Regions from separate parts of the Homo sapiens genome. Here region 2 is linked to region 1. The links are chromatin contacts, found by Hi-C or POLR2A ChIA-PET in ENCODE. All regions are on one chromosome and are shown on one strand. The core of a region is the stretch at or near the end of the contact, and the rest is flanking DNA. Distances in the headings are between cores, read along the strand shown. Region 1 overlaps MARCHF8 (membrane associated ring-CH-type finger 8). Region 2 has its middle 21 kb from the start of ALOX5.

The links. Hi-C counts contacts between places; a loop is a spot of excess contacts on that map. ChIA-PET counts read pairs that join two places held with the same protein, here RNA polymerase II (POLR2A). Pooled maps may share reads with other maps.
Region 2: a loop to region 1 is called in a map of GM12878, with 3 times the contacts of the local background. The contact joins two enhancer-like sites. A Hi-C loop is called at or near these places in 1 of 168 maps with a recorded cell type or tissue (GM12878), 21 of 37 single-sample maps with no recorded cell type and 8 of 50 pooled maps. POLR2A ChIA-PET finds 5 or more read pairs at or near these places in 1 of 52 experiments (OCI-LY7).

Annotation. Positions count from the first base shown.
Region 1 is chr10:45,458,817-45,462,279 of GRCh38, forward strand. MARCHF8 (membrane associated ring-CH-type finger 8) reads right to left here. Exons shown (of 8, transcript NM_001282866.2): 6 at 2,415-2,595; 7 at 304-451. Among named protein-coding and RNA genes, the nearest start is that of MARCHF8, 75 kb to the right of the region's middle. Within about 2 kb of position 1,840, at least 6 of the 41 ENCODE cell types and tissues checked have a DNase peak (open chromatin) inside an H3K27ac peak, as active enhancers do; they include GM12878, where a contact is called at or near this core.
Region 2 is chr10:45,351,673-45,355,135 of GRCh38, forward strand. No RefSeq gene overlaps it. Among named protein-coding and RNA genes, the nearest start is that of ALOX5, 21 kb to the right of the region's middle. Within about 2 kb of position 1,704, at least 2 of the 41 ENCODE cell types and tissues checked have a DNase peak (open chromatin) inside an H3K27ac peak, as active enhancers do; they include GM12878, where a contact is called at or near this core.

The DNA.
Region 1 (3,463 bases), core at 590-3,089:
TTCACAACTCATCCAATGTTGCTCAGTCAAAGAAGAGTGGAAGACAGTGTCCAGCTACTTCCTGCTTTTATAGGATGTAGTTTGCGGAGATTCTCATGCTCCAGAATATGAACTCTCCTGACTGGGTTTCAAAAACTACCACCACAGCAAAAGAAATGCCAAAAAGGAGGCTAGTGCCTCCTAACTGATGTCCCTCCTCCGGAAACCCAGACGTTTTTGGCTAACTGGAAAATCCTCTGACCCCAGGACTCCTGTGAGCTATCCCGGCCCCCATGCTGAGCTTGCTCCAGCCTGAGAACTCACCTGTTGCCTGCCCCTGCTTGATCTCCTCAGCAGTACGGTCAATGAGCACATACAAGGACCAGACCACACATGTGATGGCAATGACGTGGAATGTCACTGAGCACATGATCTTCCTGCGCTCGCTGGACGTCATCTGCAACTTCTCCCACTAGAAAGACAACACAGAGTGTGAGGCTCAGGCTTCTGGGGAAGGGCTCCGGTGGGGTGAGAGCATTGTAGGTAGGTAAGATTGGCTTTCCACCCCACTTCTCCCTTCCCAAACTAGATGCATTCCCCCAAGTATTGTTCTCCTAAAACCACTTGGCTTCAACCAGGTACCAGGTGCAGCCAACTTTCTATGCAATGAAAAGAAGCCAGGATCAAGATGAATGCAGAACTACCATCAAAAATCCCCTTGTCTGCTTATTCTTGCAAGCAGACATAAGATGGCCTGATAAAGAATTCTATGATTTCAGTCCTAATGAAAACAGTATGTTGGCCCAGGACCCAGGTACTACGTTTTAAGTCTCCCTGATGTGCTGACTGGCATGGACGAGCGGAAGAAGAGGGTTGATGATGCCACAACACACTAGCAGATGGGTCACACTACATTGTGAAGGTGAATGGCAGAAGACGCTCACTCTTTGGTCCTTGCTACTTTGGCAGCAACAGCTCGAAATCGACGCTAAGAGTTCCTGGTACAAGCAGACTCTGCTAGTCCCATCTCCTCTAGGAGCTCATTAATTTACTCCAAATAGCCAGACTTTCTTTTTCATTTACTGGTTTCCGAATCAGGAGAAAACACATAAAGGTAGAGAGAAAGAACAATGTGTAAACACTCTGCACATATCCTTTGCCAACCCTAGTCACAGCCTCTTTCCAGATGAGTCTATGCAGGGTAGTTGAAAATAGAGCCTCAAGGACTTCCCATGTTGAGAGATTAGCATAGAGTAGGCACCCAATAAATTACAAGGTTTCTACTGGGCAAAACATTTTTTTAAGCAGTTTGCACAAGCCTTCTCTAAATCTGGTTGTTTTCTGCTGGGATTTTATACACTAGCAAGTTCCCTGGTCTTCCTACCTATAATACAGAGTCAGTGCCTCAGTGCCCCATGCTCCCTGCTACTTCCTACAACGCACGTAGCTTGACACCCTGTCAATGTTCACCTTCACCTTTCTAGGGTATGCTTTACTCCACAGACAGCCTGACCTCTCTAAACTCCTTGCACTCTGCCTCCAAATCCTAGTGATCCTTCAAGAACTGCTCTAAAACCCAAACACCCTATGAGGCTACCATCGCTCCACTTCCCCAGCACTCTAGCTCATAATGAGCATTTCCTTTTCTGAATGACTGTTATGCTCTACCAGCACACCATTTAGCATTTAATTGGCTAGTATTTGATTATGTGACTTATCTTGCAATTTATATATTAATGTTCTGAGATAGGAACAGTTTTTTATTCTTCCAGACAAAACCTTTTGTGCTGGGCATCTAGAGAGATATATGAAACAGTCAAAATTTAAACAGGAAGCCAGTGTGGCGGACAAAGCTCCTCTCAGAGGGAGCAGTGACATGGGCCTCCAGACAGCTGCGTGTCATGCAATGCCTGTGGGTCCTTTCTGAAGACAGTTGCACATCACGCAACGTTTGTGCTTCCTTTCTTTTCCCTATCCACCTACTCACACTCCCATCCAGCAAATAGTTATCATGGGTGTATACAAATAAATTTACTGTATGCTACACTGTGCTGGGTGCTGGGGAGATACTAATCTCCAACAGACAGTCCTAATCAGAGAAGCAGGACGTCAACAGTTAATATGTATAAAATTAGGTGCTAAGATATGTCACAAACAGTCTGTAGTCAAAGGCCAGAGGACTGACACCGACAAGCAAGCAGTCTTACTTTGAAGGGAAAAGAAGGATTATGAATGGTCAGAAAGAGCTTCTTCCTGAGAAGAGGGACTTGAAAATCAGCACCAGAAACAACAATCTCTACAATGCAAATGTAAGCACCAGCCCCAGCTTTTTAAGGAAATGAACGCAGGCAAGCCATGACCTCATGATCTGAGACACCAGCTTTCTGGGGGTCACTGGTTTCAGGAAGGGTGAAGCATCCCTTCCTCCCACGTACTTTTCTCAGTGGCTTCAGCTTGGTCTCCATGATGAACTCATACTTGCAGAGCTCGCAGCAGCGCGTGTCGGAGCTCTTGATCCACTGCTGCAGGCAGGCCTGGTGCACGAAGTGGAGGCTTCCTGTGCAGTGGCAGGGGGTGATCAGGGGGCTCTCATCATCTCCTTCACAGTGGCAGATCCTATGGTGGAAGGAAAACCTGTCATTCCAAGGACAGTCCCATGACAGGGAAGCTGACACTTCAGTGGCAGGTTAATCCCCCCAAAGGAAACTCAGAAACGAACATTACAGAAGTGACTATGGGCACAAAAACATACAAACACAAACGAAAACAATCACTACAAACTAAAAATGTCTAGCTTACCGCACCAACATGGAAAGTCTGGAGGGCATTTGGCAACAGAAAGGAAAAAACGATGTAAGAAATGACAAAGCTGTCATTTTTTGGTAAGAAATAAGAACTTCACTGAAAGATGAATTTAAAGCAACATGGAATCATTTTCCAGAACATAAGATGGTAAAATAATTAGAGGGAAAATTTCTATGTAAAACAAAACCTGCATTCCAACATCCAAAAATACCAGTGACCTTAAATGACGTTTGCTTTTTAGCTATAATCACTGACTTTACCTTCATACCCCACAACTACACATTTCTGTCGTCTCTCAGCAAGTAAACAAAGATGACAGTACCTCTCTCCTAGACCTAAAAAACTCACCATTACAAGATGCTGCAATTTCATCTCTTTTTCTTGGGACCACTAATAGCAATAAGTGAGAAATTAATTTGAAAGCACTCTCTATTTCCAAGGAAGTATGCAACAAGGTGTAGCTACTAGCCTGAAGGAACTTAACAGGCTTTTAAGAAACAGAGGGGTCTTTTCCAGCAGCTAGAGAACAGGTTGGGGCACTCGTCCTGGAAGGAGCCAGGCTCTCAGGCTGTTTTAGTGAGGGGATCTCTGATCCAAATGTTAGAAATGATGACAGCTGGCACTAAGGAGCGGAGACTGGAGAAAGGTCAGAATGAGGAGGGCACAAGAGTCATGACAA
Region 2 (3,463 bases), core at 454-2,953, 110 kb before region 1:
TACTTTCTGCATTTATTAAATGGGGATGAGAATAATATCTACCCAAATAAGGTGCCCAATGCAGTGCCCAACAGCATGAAGCCCAATAAAGGTTAGTTAACATCACATCCATAATTGACACCTTTAGGTATTAGATTTTCATCATCCCAGAACATTTTCCTTCTTTAAGCCTTTTTCTTTCTAAGTGGCACTTTCTTGGATACTGATTGCACTCCTCACAAACTTGAAACGTTCAAACACACAAGATGCCATTTAGGAGACATTGGAACTTGGGTTTCCTTCTCTGTAAAACTGAGTAATGACAGTCACCTCCCAGGGCTGTTGTAAGAATGAATGAGCTAGAGTATGTAAAATATCTTAGCACAGAGTGCTTAAGAAATTATTAGTTCCAGCCAAGCGTGGTGGCTCACGCCTGTAATCCCAGCACTTAGGGAGGCCAAGGCAGGCGGCTCATCTGGGGTCAGGAGTTCAAGACCACCTGGTCAACATGGTGAAACCCCGTCTCTACTAAAAATACAAAAATTAGCCAGGCGTGGTGGCATGTGCATGTAATCCCAGCTACTCAGGAGGCTGAGACAGGAGAATCACTTGAACCCAGGAGGTGGAGGTTGCAGTGAGCCGAGATCGTGCCATTGCACTCCAGCCTGGGCAACAAGAGTGAAACTCTGTCTCAAAAAAAAAAAAAAAAAAAAGAAGAAGAAGAAGAAAGAAGGAAAGAAAGAGAGAGAGAGAAAGAAAGAAAGAAAGAAAGAAAGAAAGAAAGAAAGAAAGAAAAAGAAAGAAAGAAAAGAAAGAAAGAAGGAAAGAGACAGAAAGAAAGAAGGGAAGAAAGAAAGAAAGAAAGAAAGAAAGAAAGAAAGAAAGAAAGAAAGAAAGAAAGAAGGGAAGAAAGAAAGAAAGAAAGAAAAAAAGAAAGAAAGAAAGAAAAAGAAAGAAAGAGAGAAAGAGAAAGAAAGAAAGAAAGAAAGGAGAGACAGAACGAAGGAAAGAAGGAAGGAATTATTTCCCTTTTTCCCACCCACGCCTCACCACAAACCTTGTTGTGGGGATAACATGTAAAAGTGAACAAAACTGAGAAGATCACATCGCATATCACTCAGCCTCTAGTGGGAGACACAGGCAATAAACAGGAAAAGTTAAAAACAGTACTAGGTAGTGGTGAGTGCAATTAGCCTCCCGCAGCATAAAGGGAGGAGAATAACCAGTGGCTCTTTCATGCAGAGAATCAGGGTAGACCTCTGGGGAGAGACCCGCACTCAGACTGGGATGGAATTATTTATTTTATGCGTGTTCAGTTAGGAGTAGAGGTGCTCTGTCGTGATTATCTAATCTTGGGAGGAACAATGTCAGACGGGTTTCAAGATGAGTATGAGAATTGGTCTTCCTTCTGAAAAAACAAGAATTGAGTTCACACTAATCACAAATACATCAAGCCTATTTGAGTCTTGTGTGTGTCATGGATTGAAGTGTATCTTTCCACTTAGTCAAGAAGTTCCAATGAGAAGAATGCTCCTTAACTTCCTAAGTGCAACAGAGTAGTTGAACTGAGCCATGGATGGTAAATCTACTTAAGAAAGCACATGCCATGGAAAGATAGCATTGGCTGCCCTGCCTACTTCTGATGGCACAGCCTTGCAGGAAGGGAAAGAAGCCAAGAGGCAAAAGCCTGGTCTTGTTCTGAAAGGCACAAGGAGGTGGAAGATTAGGGGAAACTCACCCAAAAATGACTCAGCTCTGAACTCAGACTCAAGAAGCCACAATAAGCAACATGAATGGAACTGGAGGGAAATAAACCAGGCGTAGAAACACAAATGTTGCATATTCTTACTCATGTGGGAACTAAAAACATGCATTTCAAGGAGAATAGAATGATGGTTATCAGAGACTGGGAACAGTTGTGGGTGGGGGTGTTAAGAGAGGTTGCTTAATGGGTACAAACATATAGTTAGATAGAAGGTATAAGTTCTAATGTTTGACAGCAGAGTAGGAGAACTATAGTTAACAGTAATATATTGTATACTCCAAAATAGCTAGACAGGAAGATTTGAAATGTTCCCAACACATAGAAATGACAAAAGCTTGAGGTAATGGATACCCTAAATATCCTGACTTGATCATTACACAGTCTATGCGTGTAACGAAATACCATATGTACCCCATAAATATGTACAAATATTATGTATCAATAAAAATTTTTAAAAAGAAGCTGCAATCAACATTTCATCATTATCTTTTCAGCAGCATCCTTACAAAGTTACAGAGACATCTTAAGATGTATCCCTCTTCCTCTGAATCTTCCTGGGATAGAACAAATGAAAACTAAACAAGGAGTGGGCTGGGAGGAGCTGTCAACATCCATCCTAAGGAAAAGTCTGTTAGGGCTATGAGCTTCCTCTGTCCTAGAGTAGAGCTGGGAAAATAGAGTCTTGACAATTGATTTCTTATTCTTTCTTTCTCTAAATCCCCAATGAATATGTTTTTCTTTTTAGTGCTCAGTGGTAGACAGGGCTTAATTCTGTTTAGTTATGCAAACAGGCCAGAAGAAACTGAAATAGGCTATAAATGTTTGAAGCTGGCCAAAAGAAGATGTAGTCACACAAGATACCCTCTGGAGGAAAGTGACTGTCAGGAAAGTCACTTTCCTGACCAGCAAAAGGACCAGCACTATTTTGTCCTGCTGAAGAAGTACATTTGTCCTGCTGCTGTCATGGGGACAGTGGCTCCAGGGCTTCCTGTGGACATGCCACAAGTTCCACTCCATGAGTCAGGAGATCATGCGGTCAGCTGGGGGGAACTTAGGGTTGCTCTCTTGAGCTTAGCCTTATGCTGCGTGTCTGCTTTGCCAACCACAAAAACGATAGTTTCATAGCAAGTTGCAGGCTCCCTGGAAACTTAACCTACCTACTAGGATACATTTACAGCTGCTTTTCTCCTGGCATCAGGCTGGAGATCAAGAAATACATAAAACATAGTCCCTGCCCTCAGTTAGCTCAGAATATGGTGGGGGAATGGAGACAGAAGCAAATACTGGTGGGACAAGTGACGATGGGCCAAAATATGGGCTTAAACAAAGGTTGTGGGAGCTCAGAAAAGGAGCAACTCACTCTGCCTGAAAGAGTCATGGAGGGCTCCACGGAAAAAGCAACATTTGTGCAGGAGGAGATTAGAACACAGAGGAGAAGGATAGCAGCACTCCAGATGAAGGGAAGGAAATGTGCCAAGATTTCATGGGAATGAGAAGATGTAAACTGCTCAGGAAAAACCATGGTTGAAGCTCTTCACAGTGGCTGAAGCATGGTGTGATTGTCAGTTTTGCTTGTCAACTTGGTCAGGCTGTAGTACTCAACTATTCAACCAAGCACTGATCTAGGTATTGCTGTGAAGGTATTTTGTAGTCGCAATTAACCTCTACAATCAGTTGACTCTATTTAAAGGACATTATTCTGTACTATCTGAGTGGACC